Linked DNA regions of Homo sapiens: all the other regions are linked to region 3. A link is a contact called in ENCODE Hi-C or POLR2A ChIA-PET data. All regions are on one chromosome and are shown on one strand. The core of a region is the stretch at or near the end of the contact, and the rest is flanking DNA. Distances in the headings are between cores, read along the strand shown. Region 1 holds the start of MGAT1 (alpha-1,3-mannosyl-glycoprotein 2-beta-N-acetylglucosaminyltransferase). Region 2 holds the start of DUSP1 (dual specificity phosphatase 1). Region 3 holds the start of RNF44 (ring finger protein 44). Region 4 holds the start of SQSTM1 (sequestosome 1). Region 5 holds the start of CANX (calnexin). Region 6 holds the start of STC2 (stanniocalcin 2). Region 7 holds the start of STK10 (serine/threonine kinase 10).

Evidence for each region. A loop is a pair of places that touch in the nucleus more often than their neighbours do. ChIA-PET counts read pairs that join two places held with the same protein, here RNA polymerase II (POLR2A). Pooled maps may share reads with other maps.
Region 1: a map of naive thymus-derived CD4-positive, alpha-beta T cell shows a loop between it and region 3 (9-fold over the local background). The contact joins the promoter of MGAT1 here to the promoter of RNF44 in region 3. A Hi-C loop is called at or near these places in 2 of 168 maps with a recorded cell type or tissue (OCI-LY7 and naive thymus-derived CD4-positive, alpha-beta T cell), 1 of 37 single-sample maps with no recorded cell type and 17 of 50 pooled maps. POLR2A ChIA-PET finds 5 or more read pairs at or near these places in 1 of 52 experiments (HepG2).
Region 2: a map of CD8-positive, alpha-beta T cell shows a loop between it and region 3 (8-fold over the local background). The contact joins the promoter of DUSP1 here to the promoter of RNF44 in region 3. A Hi-C loop is called at or near these places in 1 of 168 maps with a recorded cell type or tissue (CD8-positive, alpha-beta T cell), 1 of 37 single-sample maps with no recorded cell type and 13 of 50 pooled maps. POLR2A ChIA-PET finds 5 or more read pairs at or near these places in 1 of 52 experiments (activated CD8-positive, alpha-beta memory T cell).
Region 4: a pooled map shows a loop between it and region 3 (9-fold over the local background). The contact joins the promoter of SQSTM1 here to the promoter of RNF44 in region 3. A Hi-C loop is called at or near these places in 10 of 50 pooled maps. POLR2A ChIA-PET finds 5 or more read pairs at or near these places in 2 of 52 experiments (B cell and Caco-2).
Region 5: a loop to region 3 is called in a pooled map, with 13 times the contacts of the local background. The contact joins the promoter of CANX here to the promoter of RNF44 in region 3. A Hi-C loop is called at or near these places in 1 of 37 single-sample maps with no recorded cell type and 8 of 50 pooled maps. POLR2A ChIA-PET finds 5 or more read pairs at or near these places in 1 of 52 experiments (activated naive CD8-positive, alpha-beta T cell).
Region 6: a pooled map shows a loop between it and region 3 (12-fold over the local background). The contact joins the promoter of STC2 here to the promoter of RNF44 in region 3. A Hi-C loop is called at or near these places in 2 of 37 single-sample maps with no recorded cell type and 8 of 50 pooled maps.
Region 7: a map of ascending aorta shows a loop between it and region 3 (13-fold over the local background). The contact joins the promoter of STK10 here to the promoter of RNF44 in region 3. A Hi-C loop is called at or near these places in 3 of 168 maps with a recorded cell type or tissue (CD4-positive, alpha-beta T cell, ascending aorta and naive thymus-derived CD4-positive, alpha-beta T cell), 2 of 37 single-sample maps with no recorded cell type and 13 of 50 pooled maps. POLR2A ChIA-PET finds 5 or more read pairs at or near these places in 1 of 52 experiments (activated CD4-positive, alpha-beta T cell).

The regions. Positions count from the first base shown.
Region 1 is chr5:180,801,459-180,804,158 of GRCh38, forward strand. It overlaps MGAT1 (alpha-1,3-mannosyl-glycoprotein 2-beta-N-acetylglucosaminyltransferase), which reads right to left and starts at 1,348. Exons shown (of 2, transcript NM_002406.4): 1 at 1,222-1,348. RefSeq lists enhancers at 660-1,367, 1,368-2,074, 2,218-2,327 and silencers at 1,178-1,537, 1,708-1,787, 1,798-1,847.
Region 2 is chr5:172,769,745-172,772,444 of GRCh38, forward strand. DUSP1 (dual specificity phosphatase 1) reads right to left here and starts at 1,451. Exons shown (of 4, transcript NM_004417.4): 1 at 842-1,451; 2 at 417-562; 3 at 1-50. The coding sequence starts at 1,208. LOC105377730 (a long non-coding RNA gene) reads left to right here and starts at 2,467. Exons shown (of 3, transcript NR_188285.1): 1 at 2,467-2,700. RefSeq lists silencers at 799-908, 1,449-1,898 and enhancers at 938-1,699, 1,009-1,278, 1,700-2,461, 1,926-2,700, 2,462-2,700 and 1 more.
Region 3 is chr5:176,536,129-176,538,828 of GRCh38, forward strand. It overlaps RNF44 (ring finger protein 44), which reads right to left and starts at 1,274. Exons shown (of 11, transcript NM_014901.5): 1 at 812-1,274. LOC124901143 (a long non-coding RNA gene) reads left to right here and starts at 1,801. Exons shown (of 2, transcript XR_007059071.1): 1 at 1,801-1,995. RefSeq lists silencers at 768-957, 1,038-1,297 and enhancers at 1,408-1,847, 2,088-2,267.
Region 4 is chr5:179,819,593-179,822,292 of GRCh38, forward strand. It overlaps SQSTM1 (sequestosome 1), which reads left to right and starts at 1,313. Exons shown (of 8, transcript NM_003900.5): 1 at 1,313-1,549. The coding sequence starts at 1,345. RefSeq lists enhancers at 1-294, 48-207, 815-1,524 and silencers at 1,118-1,367, 1,478-1,737, 1,748-1,927.
Region 5 is chr5:179,697,678-179,700,377 of GRCh38, forward strand. CANX (calnexin) reads left to right here and starts at 1,290. Exons shown (of 15, transcript NM_001746.4): 1 at 1,290-1,425. RefSeq lists enhancers at 395-924, 2,485-2,544 and silencers at 935-1,344, 1,385-1,674.
Region 6 is chr5:173,327,079-173,329,778 of GRCh38, forward strand. It overlaps STC2 (stanniocalcin 2), which reads right to left and starts at 1,336. Exons shown (of 4, transcript NM_003714.3): 1 at 965-1,336. The coding sequence starts at 1,115. It overlaps LOC124901137 (a long non-coding RNA gene), which reads left to right and starts at 1,521. Exons shown (of 2, transcript XR_007059056.1): 1 at 1,521-2,673. RefSeq lists a silencer at 2,530-2,700.
Region 7 is chr5:172,186,954-172,189,653 of GRCh38, forward strand. It overlaps STK10 (serine/threonine kinase 10), which reads right to left and starts at 1,271. Exons shown (of 19, transcript NM_005990.4): 1 at 934-1,271. The coding sequence starts at 1,089. RefSeq lists enhancers at 124-203, 1,256-2,031 and silencers at 664-743, 874-923, 1,224-1,583.

The DNA of each region.
Region 1 (2,700 bases), core at 98-2,597, 4.3 Mb after region 3:
GTATCATGTACCAGGCCCATAATTTCAGGACGGAAAAAAAAGAAAGGTAGTCAGAGAAGATACACTAAATAATTCAAGAGTTGAGAGAATAAGACCTAGGAGGGAAGGGATGCAGGTTATTCATCCTGGAAAAGAAGAGCTAAATACAAGTGCCACAAAAGGCATGAGGCCTGGGATTCAGGCGATCCAGCCAGCAAGCCAGGCAACTTTGGACAAGTCACTTGACCCACTTGTACCTTAGTTCTCTCATCTATAAGGTGACAGGGTTGATTTGGTTCATCACAAGGTCCCACTGCCTGGATACTGACGACAGTGACAATTTCCCTACTGCCCCGAACAGTAATGAGTTTCCCTTGTTAACACAGGCCACTGAGGTCAGGCATACCGCAGTGCTTCTAACAGTGAGAATGAGACACAGAAGCAGGGAAATGGGTGAGCTCAATGGTCCCCAGAATTGGGAAGGACCAGGACGCAGTGATTGCTGATGGAAGGCAGATCCTGGATGATGTGAGCACGTAAGAGCAAAGGCTACACGGCCTGAAAAAATACCGTAAATGACTGAAAATAAAGCTGGGCAACATCTCAGCCAGTGATGTTCTAAAACAAAACGGCAGACCCACTACAGCAGCAAGGGTTAACCAAAGTGAAGCTTCAGCCTTCAGGGAGCCGGCCAGCCACAGTCCCTCTACTTCAGAGTTTATCAGACGCGGGCACTGCACGTCCCGGGGCTCTCTACTCCACACACGTTAGCAAACAGGAAGAAAAGTTTTCTTGCCAACTTATTATATATATATTTCAACACTGAATCAACATTTCCTTTCTGCTGAGGAGAATCAGCCTCTATTAACTTGGGGAAAGGATGCTGGAGTGAGGTTAGGGGGGAAAGGCCACTCCCCAATCCCACCCCCTCCCTGCCCCGCACGCACGGACGCCCGGGGCCGAGTTTCACAACATCCTCCCCAGTCCGCGGAGCCCGCCCTTCCTCTAACAGCTGGAGGCCCGGGATTCCGAAAGCAGAAGGCGGAGTTCCAACCTCTCGGCTCGGGAAGGGACTAACGCGCAGCTGGCACCGGGTCGGACCGGGCCGCTCCCCAGCCAAGCCCCCTCTCGCTAGCACTCATGGGCACCGGGGCTTTGGGGCGACCCGACGTCCCTTGGGCTCCCTCTCGGCGCCCGCGAGGCCTCCCCCGGTCTGACCTCCGTCCCCGGACACCTACTCACCAGGTCCTCCCGACGTCCTGGCCCCGAACTTGGCCTGCTCCGGGGCGCAGGGAGCGAGCCCGGTGCCCAGGCGCGTCCCAAGCGCTGCCGCGGCCGCCTCGCCTTTCGACTCGCCAGCCCTTTCTGCGGCGCGCCGGGGCCGGACGGCCGGGCGGGCAACGTGGCCCTTCCCCGGCAGGCGGGGCGGGGCGGGGCGGACTGAGGGGCGTGACCGACAGCCCCGCCGCGCCCCGCCCCCCGGCCGGCGTCCGCCAGGCCCCCTCCTCCTGGCCCGCCTCCTTTCCCCGCCGCTTCTCAGTCAACCCAGGACCCAAGTTTTCCCAGGACCCCAACTTCGGGAGTCGGCTTTCCGGCTCCCTGGCGCAACCCTGAGGGTGGACGCCCGACCCCACCCCTGCCCTCGGCCCTCCAGCGCAGCTGCCCAGCCTGGAGCCGCGCCTGAAGTGGGCCCGCAGTCCAGGAAAGGCGTTCACCAAACCCTAGGCCAAGGGCTGGGAGCCAGTCCCCCCACCCCAACCCAGGGGAGGCTGAGGAGCCCGGGTGGGAGCCCCAGGGTCGCGTGGGGCAGGGACAGAACAGGAACCAGGGTGCCCGACGGGGGGCCGGGGGGAAACACCTGTGCCAAAGCAAGCCGGGGCCAGCTGTGGCTTCTTCCCTTTTGTTTTTCCTTGGTGGGTGGGGAATGAGAGCTTCAGTTCTGAGTAAAGAAAGCGAAGAGAGACCTACCAGCAGGGGAGGCCCACCAGCCCTAGGCGGGAAGGACTCGGTCACAAGCTTTGGCGGAAGCACCATGGAAAAGCCTAGAACGGGTCTGCGCCCGGCTGGTGTTTTAAAGGGGAGGAAGGTGCGGACCTGAAGAGGAGGTGGAGGTGGACCCAGGCCCACCGAGGGGAGGGAGGGACAGCTCTTCCATAGCAAATACCTGTCGCTGAGCCAGGAGTAAAGTCTGGCCGGGAGGAGGACAGACGCAGAAGACCAGGGGCTCCAGCGCACAGAGCCAGTTTCGCCAGCGATCAGGTCTGAGGCCTGGATTCCACGAGGCCGGTGCAAGCCAGGAGCCAGCCCCACTCCCTCGCCCAGCTCCCTCCGGCCTGGCCCTCTGCAGAAGCCTGATGCCCACCCAGCTGTCTCACCATGGGACCCCAGGCGGTGAGGGTGGGTAGCCGAGGACTACAGGCTGCTGGGTAGCTGACTTCCCCAAGAAGGGCTGCTGCCATGTGATCAGGACCCACGCCCCTGACATCAACCCCTCCCCCGTGTTCCAGAGCACGGAGCAGCCCGGAACTCTGCGGCCTGTGGTTACTGACTGACTGCTCACTAACTTGTTTCTACATGAAACCACGAATCGTGCAGGGTTCTAGAGAAACAAAGGGCCGCGCGCACCCGCAGGCCCCTGCGTGGAGGCGAGGACCTAAATCAAAACTGCTAAGGGGTCACCAGGCATGGTGAGGGGCCTCACGGGCCAAACCCTCCCTCGGC
Region 2 (2,700 bases), core at 201-2,700, 3.8 Mb before region 3:
TGATACGCACTGCCCAGGTACAGAAAGGGCAGGATTTCCACCGGGCCACCCTGAAATCCAGAAATATCCAACATTCATCAAGCTTGCTCAAAGCCAAGGCCAGTGCCCATACCCACAAAAACTTTCTGCTGGAAAAGTCAATTTCAGATACCGAGTGAACTCAGTTCTGTTGCTGGAGGATAAATAAATAGGGAACTAAGCCCATTTGCCTGGGCAGGACCAGCAAGTTCATTTCCGTAGAGCCTACAATTGGAGACTCGGCTCCGTCAGACCACTTAACTGTGGAATAAATCATATCCCTGTGTCCCCTCCGTTATAAATAATGCTGCAGGTCACTTTCTATATTCTCCCTGGCACTACTCTTCCATGCCTTTGCCAGTTCTTACTTCTTCCCTGTGGCAGGGACACCTACTAACCTGATCGTAGAGTGGGGTACTGCAGGAACTGCACCCAGATTCCGCGCTGTCAGGGACGCTAGTACTCAGGGGAAGGCTGAGCCCCATGGGGGTCGACTGTTTGCTGCACAGCTCCGGGCAGGAAGCCGAAAACGCTTCGTATCCTCCTGGGAATACAAAGACATTTTTTTTCCCCATTAGTGACACCGGGACACGGCACCTTCATACAACTCCCCCACCCACCAAGGGCTGGAAGTTTACATCGGAAAGGCCCAGGCAAGTCTTTGTTTCCAGAGCCAAACAAAGCCAATGACAAGTTCCAGAGATAAATGTACTCCAGCGCCCACGCGCTGCAGGTGGGGCGATCCCCCGGGAGCCGAGAGCCAGGGGTACCGGGCAAAACCTCAGGGGTGTGCGGCCCGCCCCGAGCTTCCCCGAGGGCGTACCTTTGAGGAAGAAGACTTGCGCGGCGCGCGCCTCGCGGCAGAGCGCGCCGGCCGCCAGGGCCAGGGTGCCGTCGCGCTTGGCGCCGTCCAGGGCGGCGCTGCGCTCGTCCAGCAACACCACGGCGTGGTAGGCGCCGGCCAGCAGGCGGCCGCGGAGCTCGGCGTTGGGCACGATGTGCTCCAGGCCCATGGCGCCCTTGGCCCGGCGCCGCACGATGGTGCTGAAGCGCACGTTGACAGAGCCGGCGATGTGGCCGGCGTTGAAAGCGAAGAAGGAGCGGCAGTCCAGCAGCAGGCATTGCGCCGCTCGCTCCCCCAGCAGCGCCCGCAGGCCTCCAGCGTCCAGGGTGCCCACTTCCATGACCATGGCCGGCCTCAGCGCCCCCAGCGTGATCGGCCCTGCGGTGCTCTTTGTCTGTTCTCGGGGCCAAGGGCAGGGCGGCGCTTTTCGAGGAAAAGCTAGACCCCCGGGTCTCTCTGCGCCGAACCAAAAGCCGCTTTTGGACTGAGAGAGGAGCGTCACGCGGGGCTCCGGGCTCCTCGGCTTCTTCGCGGTTCCCCCGACTGCCCCTCCGACCCGCGTCGCACACACAGCCCAAATGTCCTTCGCAGCGAGCCTGGCCCGGGGAGCGCGTTTATATGCGGCCTCTGGGGGACGGGGCGGGCCAGACCCGCGCGCAGGGGGAGGGGGGGTGTTTGTTTGAATGGTGATCACGTGACGGGGCGGTGACGTCACCCGCCCTGCCAGGCCAGGCGCCGCCGAGCCAGAGGGGGAGACGTCATCAGCCTCGGAGCTGGGTCCGCTCGCCGCGCGCTGGCTCGCGGCCCGGCCCCCGCCCTGCTGTCCGGCCTGCTCTTGGCGCGTCCCCAGGGACCGGACCCGCGCCGCGCTCCAGGCCCAGCGGGGAGGAGGAGGGCTCGCTGCCAGCTGAGGCTGACCTCCGGGATGCGAGCGGCCGGGAGAACGGGCGACGTGCCACCTGCCTTGGCCTCGCCGCTCCTCCCTCTCTCCCTCCCCGAGTCCCCTTCCCCGTGCCCCTCGGCCGCCGACCTGAACCGAAAGGGGCTTCCTGTGCTTTTGCATACTCTTGTGCCCCTTTTCCTCATTTCCTCATCACTAACAGGCGGGGAAACTGAGGTTCCCCAGGCGAAGCGACTGACTTGCCCAGAACCACACTACTGGGGTGGGGGCAGCAAATAGGCGCCTAAGATGAAGTTTAGAGAAAAATGAACAACTCTGCCGATAGAAAAGTCGTCCCTACCAAGACCGACTCGAGCGAGTTGGGGCGGAGAGGTTCAGGGCAATGCTTTCCTGTTTCCCAGACTTTTCTTTAAGGTGGCTTTAAAATATCTACATTTGCCATGAAAGTGTGAGCAAGCAAACTCCCACCGGGAAATAATGCTATTCCTAGTCTTGTGGCCCCCGGAAGACTTGGAGCCAAGGGAGGCAGGTCAGGGGGCTGAAATCCCGGTGAGGGGTCGCAAGGCCCCGCAGTGGATTCCAGGGTTTGGCGTTTGGAGGGGTGAGGGGCGACCCGCAGCGCGACTCGACGGCGCCCCCCAGGGGCCGCCCGACACGTTTCTGTCACCTTGGCTCCAGACTGAGCTTCTCCATCCCTTTCTTTATTATACAAATAGGCAGTATACACAGTGAGCGCCCACTAAGCGCTGGGCTGGGGGCCTCCAACCCGGAACAGAAGCCGGCCACAACCCTCGCTCCCTGTCGTCGCGGCCGTTATAGGCCGAAAGCAAAATCCAATCCCGGGCCATTGTGGGCGGATTGCCAGGACCTGGATCGCAACACTTGGGAAGACCCCCGCCCCGCCCAGCGATCTCCGTGCCCTGAGTCCCAGTGACGG
Region 3 (2,700 bases), core at 24-2,523:
CACACCCCACCCGAAACAAGCAGGCTCTGCCCAGCGCAAGCAGAGCTTCCCAACGTGTGGTGCCTGGAGGCCGCTGAGGGCCGGACCACCAGACTAGGAGAGAAGACTCCCTAGTGACCTTGGTCAAGGAAATCCCTTTGCTTCTGAGCGCCTCAGTTGGCACAGCTATAAAATGGGGGTGGAAATCTTTCCTTCCCACAGCGCCCAAATAAAACCAGAAGAGTCCAGAAGAAACCAGGTGGTCACACTAGTGGGGGAGGAAACCAGGGTCCTGGGGAAGGGGGGGCTCCCCAACGCGGGCCAAGTGCACGCTGTGGGGCTCTGGGAAGCTTACCCAGCCACCCCTCCCCAGGCATAGTGCTGGGGGGCCGAGGCGCGGACACAGCCCCGAGAGGGGCCTCCCTCGTCCGCTTCCTACTCTTTTGCGCCGCTCTCGGAGGGACACCGGGGGCGGGAGGCGAGACTGCAGCGCAGGGGCCAGAACGCTGCGACTTTAAGAGCCGAGGATCCCGGACCATGTGCTCGGCGTGAGACAAAAGCAACAACAAAGGAAGTGGCGGCCGCAGGGGGAGGGGGGCGGCTCCTTCCTCTCCAACCGCAGCGCTCAGCTGCAGGAGAGGGGAGATACGGCCCGGCCACGGGGGGCCTTGGGGGGGGTTCCTGATCCCTGGGGTCTCGCTGCCCGCAGTCTGGACCGCCCGTGATTAACCCCTACGGAGCCACCTAGATCACGGCCCCCATTCCCAGGGGAGGGGAACAGAAGGTCCATGGGTGGGGGAATAGGAAGTTGGGGGCCCTGGCACCGACTCACCTTTGGCCGCCCGGCCACACGTTGACTCCTTTGTTCCCGATCTAGGACGGCCAAACTGGGCAGGGGGCGGGGGAGGGGGGGGGTGCCTGTCTGGATCCTTTAAGAGCTCCCGCCCTGCGGAACAATGTGCTCCCCTCCCCACCCCCGGGTCCGGGGGCAGCCCGGCTCCTTCCGGGGCCTCTCTCTTTGTTGTCCGCCCGACGGCGTCTGCCTCGCGAGGCCCACGCGCGATCAGTCTCTCTCGGCCCAGGCCCTCAGGGAGCGGGAGGCGGCGCAGGACGCAGCTGGGTCTGCGCGGCAGCCGGCGGCTGGCCCTTTAAGAACTGTCCGCGGCGGCAGCGGAATGTAACAAACCCCACATTTGATTCACAACATTCGAAGCGGCGGGGTCGCGCGCCAGACGGGAGGGGGCTCGCGGGGGCGCGCCGGGAGGCTCCGGCAAACAGTAGCCCGCTGCAAGCCCGCAGGGGCCCCGCCCCGCGCCGGGAGCTCCGCCCTGAGAGCCAATCACTCGCCGCGACCACGCACGTGACTAGTGGGCCACCATCTTGAATTTTTTTAACCTCCTCCTCGCCCCCACCTTCGCACTTAAAGGGACCGCAGCCATAGTCAAAAGCAAGGGGCGGGGCCGCATATCCTGACATAAAGATGGGGAGACCCCAGGGTGGGCAAAACCGATCGGCTGCAACTCGAACTTGCTATGCAAACTCGCTAACTACTCGCGCCTCTGAGGCTCAGTTTCCCTGCCGAAGAAATGGGTCCCGCCAGGAGAACCGGCAGTACGGACTTACTGTGTCATGGTCCCCTCCTCGGGGACAGGGTGCCGCCTGAGATACTGAAGTGCAATGGGTCTGACCTCTGACGGGGCGAGAGCGGCCCAAGTGGTTATGCTGGCTCTAACAACCCTGGGCCGGCCACCTTCCCGGAGATGACGTCACCCCCAAGAGCTGCAGCACCGCGCTGACATCATGGCCCGGCCGCCCCACTTCTCCTTGTTTATACTACACGGCGTCTTTAAAAAGCTGGTACGGCCCAGATTGCCCAACAGACCAATGGCGGACCACCCATGCAAACGAGCTAACGTCTGCCGGGCAAGGAGATTGGCCCTGCTCGCGCTGACGTCACAGAGACATTTAACCGCCACGCCCCCAGCGTGGCGGTGGAGGAAGAGAGGCGGGGAACAGGTTGTAGTTTAAAGCAAAAGTGCAGGCGCTGGGCGCTCTAGCTGCTAGGCTGGGCTTGAGAGTTTGGTGTCCCCGCGGAGACCTCCCTAGCCAGGGAAACTGGGAACTAAGCCCAGTGAAGCGTCTATACTTTAGTTTTCTATTCCTCTCAGCAGCTATGAGACGGAGGGATTACTATAGCCAGTTCATTTTACAGATGGGGAAAGTGAGGGCCTTCCCTTACTCCAGATCACACAACTAGAAGTGTGGCGGAGCAGGAGTGTGAACCTAATCCAAAGCCGAGCCTCGTTCTCCTTTGCCTCGAAGCCCACCCACCCGGGCAAAATTTATACAAAATGGGGTATTACCTCCACCACAATTATATAAGCAGAAAATCAGTAATTTGCTAAATATCCAAGAGCTGGAACAGGTCGAATAATGAATATTGGGTGCATGCATATAATCAATAACGACTCTTGGGCAGTTACCACAAAGAGGCAGCTGGAGGCGACACGGGGCTATCTCCAAGACAGCCATAAACAAGGCGCCAATGCAAAATGTTAACATCTGTTAACCTGTGTGGTGGGCCATGGGGCAGGGGGATGGGGGGCTCATTTTCTATGCTGCTTTGGTATATTTCGTAATCCTAAATTTTATATAAAAATTGAAACCAAGATGCTGAACAGTTCTAACAGTATGTATCAGGTTTCTTTAATTGGACATATG
Region 4 (2,700 bases), core at 63-2,562, 3.3 Mb after region 3:
ACGCTTGGCCAGCACCTGTCTGTAGGCCACAGCCTCTGCCAGCACGCCCCTCTGTGTCCCCTGCCCCTGTCTGCAAGGCAGTGGCTCCAGCAGGCCCTGGGGCATTTTCCACTCTCCACCGCCGGATGCAGGGAGAGGCCTGAACCCTCTCCACAGGGCTGCTCTGGGCAGGGTGGAAGCCTTGCCCACTTCGGAGCCCTCCGGGAAGGATCATTCACACCTGTGGACCAGCCCCTGCTGTGCGCACACCCACACATCACCTTCGCACCTGACTGGCCCCATCCAGCCACTCTTGCCTCCCTCTGGGTTTCCTCCCCTGGGAGGTTTCTCCAGCTCCTGCAAGCCCTGGGCTGAAATGGCATGAGTTGGACCCAGCAGGTTCTGACCTCCTACTCACAGGACCTTGCCTGGGAGGCTCCAGAGGGTGACCACTCGTCCTGCCCCTCTCCTTGCCCCAGTTCTGGCGGACAGGTTACTCTGGTGGCATAAAGCAGTGTTTCTTCCTTCCTAGCTGAGGAGGCTGTTGGCTGACCCCCTTGGCTGCCCACAAGGCCAACGGGCCTGAGCCCCCACAGGGCCATGGGCATTACCTGCTGAATTGAGGAGCCCATAAGGAGTCACTTGGACCACAGTGAACACTTGGCGACCACTGACACTCAGGAGACCTTAGCTGGTCCTCCAGCACCTCTCAACTCCACTCCTACTAAACTGGGAACTTCTCTGGTGCTCAGGCCAGAGTCGGGGTCCGTCACCGAGTATGCTATGCGCTGCCCATCACCGAGGATGCCATGCGCTGTAAGAGGGCTGCCACCGCGGCAGGCTGACCATGGCAGGGTCGGAACAGCAACCTGAGAGCCAGCTTGTTCTGGCCAGCAGTGCCCACTGGGCGACCTAGCAGCCTCCTGATATGGGGGCTGTGTCCCCCTCTCCCTGCACTGGGTACCCCCAACTGAGGATATTGCTGAGTCATGGCCAGGCCCAAGCCTGGGAGGGGCGAGGGGCTGGACCCCCGCCAGTACCCTGATCCCAGGTGCAGAGGCTGGAGCCCAGGCCTGTATGAGTGCCAGGGCCGGTTTCCTGGGGTCCTTGGTGCACCGGGGCAATGAAGAGAGGGGTCAGCAATGAGGGGGCCGGGAGACCTGGAGCGAGGGGTAGCGGGGAAGGGGAGAGTAGTGAAGGGGCCTCTGCAGGGCGGCTCTCGCGCCGCGACGACGGTGGCGGGGGCGGGGAGGGCGCGAGAGACTCCGCCCCTCTCGAGGCGGGGCGGGGCCTCCGCGTTCGCTACAAAAGCCGCGCGGCGGCTGCGACCGGGACGGCCCGTTTTCCGCCAGCTCGCCGCTCGCTATGGCGTCGCTCACCGTGAAGGCCTACCTTCTGGGCAAGGAGGACGCGGCGCGCGAGATTCGCCGCTTCAGCTTCTGCTGCAGCCCCGAGCCTGAGGCGGAAGCCGAGGCTGCGGCGGGTCCGGGACCCTGCGAGCGGCTGCTGAGCCGGGTGGCCGCCCTGTTCCCCGCGCTGCGGCCTGGCGGCTTCCAGGCGCACTACCGCGGTGAGCGGGCCGGGGAGCGGCGGGGGCGGTGACGCAGGCCGGACACGGCCTCCTGCCGCGGGGTGGCTGCCCCCTCCCTTCTCGGCGACGCCTGGCGGGCCGTGAGGGGGTCTGCGCTGGCTGCTCCCTGGATGGCGGTGGCCTGCATGGGTCCCCAGTTCGGCCATGGGAGCCGGCCTGGTGACTGGAGTGGTGACCAAGGCCGGGACCCGCTGCTCAGCGTCGGCCCCCTGGGGCGGTGGAGCCCTGCCGGCCGGGGGCTCGAGCCTGGGGGCGTCAGACGCCCCGCTCCACCCCCCGCGCTGTTGGGGATTTTGGCAAGGACGCGCCGGGGCGAACGCTCTGGCTCTCCGCGGGCACTGGGTGGTCAGGCGGGCACTCGGGTTACACTGACACCTTGCTGCGCCAGGTGGTGGGTTCAGATAATGCCCTGGAGGAGCCGGGCGAGCGCCGGCGAGGGGAGGGAGTGACGCGGGTAAACAAGCGCGGGGGTGCGGGGGACTCGCGAGCGCCGCGACAGCGCCTGGGAGAAGGGCACGGATCGCCGGCGGAACGCTCCGAGCCAGGTCGAGTACAGATGTTTTCCCATTGGCAAGTGGACGAGAACGTTCTTCAGAAGTGTTGGTGTTGGCACAGAAGCCCTGTTTCCTGCTGCGCTGGTGTGACCAGTGGCTGCTGGGGGTGGGGTTAGGGAGGTGGTTGTGGCCAGGAGGGCGGGAGGTGGCCAAGGCCGGCCCCTGGGAGGGTGCAGTGCTAGGACCTCCCTCTGGAGCGCTGCCAGCATACCAGGCCCTCTCCTATTCTTAAAAAAAAAAAAATTGTGATGTTATTGAGCTGTAACTGAAATAAGGGTTCACCCATTTAGTGTACAAGTCAGTGGTTTTCACTATTTTCATAGGTTTGTGGACCATATTCAGTGTGAGAGCTTTTCATCACCTTATAAACGCCATACATACCTTTTATCACCCTCTTATCCACATGCCCCCAGCAACCTCCTTTCTGTATCTATTCATCTTGCAATCCTGGACATTTCATGTAAATAGAATCAGACAATGTAGTCTTGCAAGTGGTTTCTTTCACTTAGTGTAATGTGTTCAGTGTTGTGGCACATATCAGAACTAGTTTTTTTTGGAGGAATAATATTCTGTTGT
Region 5 (2,700 bases), core at 40-2,539, 3.2 Mb after region 3:
AGGTCGATCACCTGAGGTCAGCCTGGCCAACATGGTGAAACCTGTCTCTACTAAAATACAAAAATTAGCCGGGCGTGGTGGCGGGCGCCTGTAATCCCAGCTACTCGGGAGGCTGAGGGAGAATCGCTTGAACCCGGGAGGCGGAGGTTGTAGTGAGCTAAGATCGCACCACTAGACTCCAGCCTGAGCGACAGAGCAAGACTTCGTCTCAAAAAAATAAAAATAAAAAAAATTTGGGGGTTGAGGGTTGGATGATACTAACTCATGCAAACACCAAACCCTGCCTTTCTTCCCCTTCCCGGTGGCAAGAGGGCTTTTCAGATCAGTGATACATTCGCTGATTCTAGTGTTTTCCACCCTAGTAGTCAAGCCTTTGGGTGTCCAAACAAATAGAGAACAAGAGATCAGGATCTCTAAAGGTCTAGAAAAACCCTGGGCCACTTCCATTTTGTGAGGTTCTCAGCATACTGAAAACTGAAGATGTACTAAGAGTGGGTTACTAAAATGGTGGCGTATCTTAAATCTTTCCATGGCACCATCCTTTCTCTCGTCCTGTCATCCCTGTATCTCTCTGCCCTGACACCTAATCTCACTTCAGGAAACATAAATTGAAAGTTCAAATAACCTCGGATTATATTATTCTGGACTGTGTGTTATGCTGGGCGACGAGGCTGCGCAGGCTCCTGGGCCGAGCCATGACTCTGCAGGAACTGCGGCGCCGGCTCACACAGCGCGGAGCAGTGCACGCCAATCCGGCCAGGCGCTCGCGCTGGGTTCTGCTCACGCCCGTAGGGGCCCGCGTTCGCTGCAACGGGCCCTTCCTGATGGCCGATCGTCGGACTCCTACCCCTTTTGCCGGCTGCCGTTTGCCCCGTCAGCGAAGGGCGCGCGATGCGTCCCAAGTCTCGGCTCCAGGAACCAGACGGGTGAGGGCTACTGGGGGTTGGGTTGGAACGCCCCGAAGGCACCACAGCAACCGACGCGGGAACGCCTGTTAAACCAGCCCCGCCCCGAGACGCGCGCGCCCGGCGGTCTCGATCCAGCGTGGCCCGCCCCTCACCTCCCGCCCAACCAACAGCCACTTCCTGCCTCACTCCCGGCCAATCTTCACACTCCACGAAGAATAGCCGTAGGGGGCGTATGGGACGGTGCGTAGAGCGATGCCCACGCCGGCCAACCGGATGTCGGGGCTTGCGCGGGAGGGCGGGACTTGGCGCCGGCTGTGGCTACTCAGGGGCCAGGGGCGGGCACAGGGCCGGGCTTCGTGCGGTGGGGCTCGCTCGCGCGGCAGCGGTGGCCGAGGCCTCTTGGTTCTGCGGCACGTGACGGTCGGGCCGCCTCCGCCTCTCTCTTTACTGCGGCGCGGGGCAAGGTGTGCGGGCGGGAAGGGGCACGGGCACCCCCGCGGTCCCCGGGAGGCTAGAGGTGAGAGGGGAGACCTGAGCGCGTCCTCGGGCCTGTGAGGACCTCGGGGGGCTGGGAGCGCCTCTGCGGCTGAGGGGTCGGGCGTGGCCGGCGACTGAGGGGTCGGGCTGGCTCTTGAGGGCCCAGGCCCTGGCCGACGCGCCCGCCGTGAGCGAGGAGGCCCGAATCCGGGCGTCTTTGGTTGGGTTGCGGGCCCAGGCCGCGCCGCCGGGGTCGGGAGGCGTGGCAGGTGGCCCGACAGCCTTCTTTGACCTCTGGGAAAGCTGACTTATTCCTATGGCTTTGCTTCTAGGGCTTTCTTAGGCCTCTTTGCCGGCTGCCTGGGCAGCCGCGAGGTGGGCTGGAGTAACTGGGTAAAAGTATAGGGTGGAATCGGGCCTACTAGGTACCCCTAGTAGTAGGGAAGGGTGGTATTAGACCGAGAGGGAATGTTTACAACTAGCGTTACAGTTTAATATTTGAAAATCCAAAGCGGAGACTGGACCCTAGTTCCCTGAAGAGAAAGGGGAATGTACCAGAAGGAGAACACGCAGTGGTTGAGAAACTTAGCAGTTACAGCACCTATTCTGGAGGCGAGTAATCCAGTTGGAGAGGGACAGGGCGTTAAAAGCAGGAAAGCCCCCGAAAGCTCATCTAAGTGCATCTCTTTCCACACCGGAGGCCTGGAGGTATGAAATGACTGGCCCAAGGTCATGCGATTAGTGTACTGATGGTGCTGGGATTATAGTTCAGGGATAGACCGTGCAGTGGTTAACGCTAAGGCCCTGGCTCGAGTCTTTGATTGGTCATTGGTTGCTCTGTGAACTTCGGCAGTTTTCTTACCCTTTGTGCCCCCGTTCTTGTCAAGTAATGGATATAATAATACCCGATGGATTTGTGAGGATTAAATTAAGATATGTATACAATAAGACAGGGAAGTCCGACATTTAGTAACTGCTCGATGATCATTGCGGTACGTTATTATAATCTGAATGCCTTTGGACCAATACACTGCCATCCTAGTGAACTGGTTCAGTCCTGTTTCGCAGGACCTGAGGTCACAGTTATGGTGATAGAAGAAACCGGGCATTGTGTATTACCGCTGGGCATGACACAAGTGATTGCTGGTTGAGGGAAGTTAAACTGAGCTTAATATTAAAAGATTGAGAGGACAAGATTAACCATAGTTAAGTCTTTTTACCTCTGATTTAGGAAATGGAAGATTTTGCTTAATTTTTTAATAAGTAGATTTTTTTAAGGGGGAAGAATTTTATTGATCTTTAAAATCATTCTGTA
Region 6 (2,700 bases), core at 86-2,585, 3.2 Mb before region 3:
CCGGCCCCAGCATGTGGAGGCGACAGGATCCGTAAGACCCCACGCGCCGCCGGGGCAGGACCGCACAGGGCCGCCATTCACTCACTTGGGGCGTCCCTAATGGGCACTCGTGCATTCCAGCTCGTGCGGTGAGCGCACGCACGCCGCCGCTGCCGCGTTCACACGGCCCCCCAAAGTCGGGGGAGGGGTCGTGGAGCGAAGGAGCTGTAGGCAGATTTTCTTTCTCTTTCCGAGCTGGGAAAAGGGCCAGCCCCGTGCCCTGCACGCCTGGCTCTGCTTTGCAGCTTGCCGGTGAGCCAAGAGCCGGTAGAGCAGAGGAGGCGCACGGTTCGGGTCGTGTCACCATTTCTTGGCTTGCTGACCTGGCCAGGAGCTGGGGATGGCGGCAGCACCGCGGAGGTACGCTTTGCGCTGCCCTCACGCTCCCTTCCGAAAGCAGTGCCCCCAGGGGGAAAGTTCGCAATGCCATTTGTCTCGCCGGCAAAGTTCTGGGATGTCGGGCATCTTTTGAGGAGGGGGAAGACGCGGCACCCTTACTGAGGCCGGCAGGCCAGGAAGAGAAGTTCTCCGGGCGCAGGGCGCAGCCCAGCTCCGGGGACCCTCTGGGCCTCCCGCGTGCCGGCCGGGATGAAGCGCGCTTTGCACCGGACCCGGGATTCGGGGGCGGGGGCTGGCGCTGGCAGCGTCAGACGCTGCTTCATTTCCCCTCGACCCTGGGGAGGACAGCAACAAGTCCTGCCCCAGCCATTTCATCACCCTGCTAGCACGTGCAGATTCCGGGCCCTCGGAGCCCGGCGCGGACCTCGCCTTGCCTCGCGCTTCCCTTTGCACGTCCCGTGCCATCCCAAGAGTTTGCGTGGCCCTGGGTGGGCGCCTGGCTCCCGGCGAAACGCCTGGGGCGCGCCGCGTGGGTGCACGGTGTCCTCTCCCAGTAGCTCCCGGCTGCGGGGGCACATGCACTTACCTGTATTCTGCAGGGACAGGCGGCCTTTCTGCTGGGAGCTCCTGTCTTGGGGACCCTCGGGTGGGTTGGTGGCGTCGGTCCCCCGCGCCGGGTCAAAGGTGGCCAACACCAAAGCCAGGGTCATGAACTGGCCCAGCCGCTCGGCACACATGGTTCTTGGTATTAACCTCCCGTCGGGAGACCTGGATCCTTTGTGCTCCCCTCTTCCTCCTCCTCCTCTTCCTCCTTCGCCGCTTCCCCTCCTCCTCCCACTCTTCCTTTTTGCTCGCCTTTTCCCTCCTCCTCGCGGCCGCGGCTCGGATAGAGGTTACCCAGCGCCCTCCCGTAGCTCTCCGGAGAGCATGTGACCAGGCCGTTAGCAGCGCCGCGAGTGCCCGGCAATGGCAGGGATGGTGCCTCAAATATCCCTGGAAGCTCTGGTGTCACTTGAATGAAGGAGTCGAGCAGGTGTTGTCCCGGCGGCTGGACCAATCCGAGACCCCGGCCCTTTTGACAACACGGCCGGGAGGCGGGGCCTGCGCTCAACTACTACAGGAGGAAGCCGAGCGCCGCTGGGAGCGCCGGACAAAGTTGCCGACCTGGCGGCGGCCACGCGTTTGCGTGCGTGTGTATGAGTGTGTGTGAGCGCGGCCGGAGATGCGTGCGCGTGTGCGGGTGCTCCAGGGCAATGGTCGAAAGGACTGTACAATATAAGAGCGAATCCAAGCTCCAGTTGCTGTTAAAGGGGGACGGTGTGCTCTGGGACAGTGTCCCTGGGGCCCCTGGCTCGCGTCACACCCACATCGGGTTGGGAAAGTTTCCTCTTTCCGCCGTTTGGAATTCAGTGAGATTCCCAGCCCAGAGGACTTGATAAATTGAAGCAGTTTCCTAGGCACAATGATGCTGTGGGCCAACTGAGCACACATGGGAATTCCTGGCCTTGTGACACTTTGCATTAAAAAGAACCCCACGATTGAAGATAGGAGCAGAAGCACTAGATACAGTATTTGGTCTGAGCAACTGCCCTATCTTCCCGCTTTGGTGGGCCGTGCAACACCTGGAGTGTCGTTTCTCGTCTTTCCCCTAATCCAGACGCATTCCAGGCTGGGCTGCAGGGATCCAGGTGACAGTCAGGACTTGCATCATTTCCAGGAGGGTGGCAGGGAGGCCCAAGGCAGCCCTGAGTCAGCCCGCCGCGGAGCATCGCGTGCCCGGAGGCCAGAGCTTGAAAGGCAACTTTACGCGTCTCCAAACACACTCCTGCATTTTCTCAAAGCGCTGCTCGCCACCCCGCTCCGGGTTCCCTTTTACTCTCCAGTCATCCGATGGAAGTGGTGAGAACAAAAACAAAGACAAAAAAGCTAAATCCGGGGAAGTTATCTCCATCTCCTCCCTTTTCTTGTTCGGCCCCCTCCCCAAGAACCGCCGGGTCGGGATAGCCCCCGGCTACTTTCTCACCCGGCCCGTGGAGGGAAGGAGAAAGTTGGGCGCCGCTTGGAGCGCCTCTTCCCCTGCTGTGTGTGTACGTGTGCACGCTCACGTCTCCCCCGCGCCGGGGCCGGGGACAGGAACTGCTCTCGGTCCCGTCACCCCACGGCGCAGCTCGGGGGGCTCGCAGGGCTGGGGGAGGGCGGGGACACGAGCGCCGCGCCCAAGCGCCCCAGGGCACGCACCCGGCGTTGGCGCGCACTCGCCCCTCCCCCCGTCCCCACCCTCCTCCTGGAGAACAGGTGAGCCCCGGTACCAGCTCTCGATCC
Region 7 (2,700 bases), core at 21-2,520, 4.3 Mb before region 3:
GGAGGATAGTGGCTTAGAAGAGAGGTGCTCTCCTGGAGGTATACACCAATTTAACAAGTGGGCGTCTCCCAGTAAAAATTTTCTTAGGGGAAAGGGGGGAGTCAAGCTGTAGGTGTTGGCTCCCTAAAACAACTCACCACCTCAGAATTAGCTCCCAGGAGCAGAAACCAACGTCCTGCTGCCACACTTCTCTAGACTCAATCAGCTCTGCCCCACCCACTCCACAAAAGCTCTCTGCCGCGTCTTCCTCTAGGGGAGAGGTGACTGCAGGCTGGGAGACTCCCCAGCTGTGACTCAGACCGACGGAATCAAATCTGTTCCCCCAGGCTCAGCATTCACCAGATCCTGACCTCCCCCTCTGACCAGCCCCAACCCACCTTTCCAAGCCCCACCTCTCAGTCCATGGGCCACCCCTCGCCCACCCCACTTCCCTGTCTCTGGCTCATCTTCAGATGTGTCCCTAGCTCCCAACCCGTCCAAGCGCAGCCGAGTTTCTCGGTCCACATCGCCTCGATATTCCCACAGCATCTGTGGTCTCTCTTAAAAAAAAAAGTGTGCCCGTATCGCCGTTTTACGGAACGTCCCTGGAAGGTCCCTCGAGTGGCCCTCTCGGATGCTGAGGTCCTGTCAACGCCCCTTTGTCTCCCCGTGCGGCGCCGAGCGCAGTGCAGGACACACAGGAAGTGCTCCGAAACAGGGCTAGGGTGGGGGCGGCAACCGTGCCCGGAGGGGGCGCCCAGAGCGCAGGGACTCGGCCGGGCCGAGTGATGTTCCCCCCAAAAAACAAGAGTCATCGGGATGAGGGCCAGGGACCCCGAATTCAGCGCCGGGCAGCCCTCGGAGCCGGAGCCAGGCTGGCCGGGTCCGGCTCAGGCATCCCTTCCTTCCGGAGCCCCTCGACGCGCGTCCGGCCACCCACCTCAGCGCCCTCACCTTGTAAACCTTGCCGAAGGCGCCGTCGCCCAGCTCGCCCACGATCTCCCACACCTCGTTGGGGTCCAGGTCGCGGCGGACGTGCTCATATTCGCGGGACTTTCTCTTCTCGAAGGTAGACAGGCGCAGGATGCGGCGGAAATTGGCAAAAGCCATGGCCGGGGGCGCGGTGGCGCCGGCTCGGGCTCGGGCTCGGGCTCGGGCTGTGGCTTCGGCGGCCGCGAGGAGAAGGAGGAGGAGTTGGAGGACGCCGCGTCTCTCGGGGTTCTCCCCAGACCCGCCTTTCCCCGCAGCCCGACCTCGGTCAAGTGTGCCCTGGGCAGCGCCGCGCCGGGAGCACCCGGAACCGCGCAGGCGGCGGCGTGCCCGCCCCCGCCCCCGCCCTGTCAGGTCCCCAGGGCCGCCTCCCTTGTGCCGGCCTCGCAGCTCCTGCCCGGCCCAGCCCTGCCTGCGAGAGCCTCGGACCCGTTCCAGGGGACCGTCCCCGCGCCCGCCCACCGGCCCGGCTCCACCCGCCGCTCCCCGGCAGAGCCCCGGGACCCCCTAATTGGCTGCGGGCGCTCCCCGGCTCCGCCCGTCGCCGCAGGGCACTCTGGAAACTGTAGTCCCCCCACACCACGCTCCGCGAGCCGCGGGCTGGGCTTTGGGGAAGCTTCGGGGACCGCTCGGTGGGACCGCTCATGGACTCAGGAGCCCGCCCGCCGCGCCGCGTGGCTCCCAAAACTTTTATGGGAGCAAGCGGGACGGCGACTTGGCATTTCGCGAGAGCCCACGGATCGTTGTCAGCGCCCAGAAGGTGAACCTGCACTCGTTCATTTAATCCTCCCGCAGCTATTCCGCTAGGCTGCCCTCGCCCCCACTTTTCCGATGGGGACGCCGGCAGGCGAGGGCACTCGCCCCAGGCACACACGCTGGCTGCCCGTCTGCTGCGGGTTCCTCGGCGCGGTGCTGCCTCCTAGTGTGCGACGGGCAACGCCGGTGCAGCCGCGGCCAGTCCCTGCAGGGCCCGGCTTCCCGGCGCGGTCCTTTCCAGGGGCTCCCCGTCCACGATCCACAAACCTGCCAGGATTAGAGGGCTGGGAGAAAGAGCTCCTTTGGCACTGATTTCTCTTATGTTTCCTGATGGGTTTGCGGATGTATTTGCATATTAAATAAAAACTTTATTCTAATTTTTAATTTCCTAGTTTCAAAAAAGATGAGCGCACTACATACAGATCAAACTAAAGTCTTCTTTGAGCACCTTCATTCTCGATCCTGGCTACTTGAGTCACTTCACTGCTACTGTTGCCTGTTTGTCCTATAGACGGTTATAACATGCTTTTACCTGAATCTAAGGAGAGTGCTGGGGGTGGGGGGGGGGGGCGGGCAGTCTGCAAGGGTTATTATTTGGACCGTGTCATAAACAAGTTGAGTCTTCGCAAATGTCACAGTTCAATAGCTCCAACCCCAGAGAACGGCTGTGTTGAGGTGTTTTCGCCCCTTCCTCGGTGCTTTGTTCGAAAACATCCTTTGAACAGTGTGCAAACACCAAGCATGGTTTTCCACTGGGAAAGCCAGCTCAAGAAGCCTGCGATGCTGGTAGTGGTCGGCGCAGAGGGTGTCCTGGTTGCTAAGCCGTTCGGAATGTTTCCACAGCTGCAGGAGTGCCTGGAATTGTAGAGGGTCTTTAAAAGAAGGAAACGCCGCTCGTCGCTGACCGTTCTCATTGAGTCAGGCGCTGTCTGAACCTCCCAAAACATGCTGAAAGGCAGGTCTTTCATTTGTTTC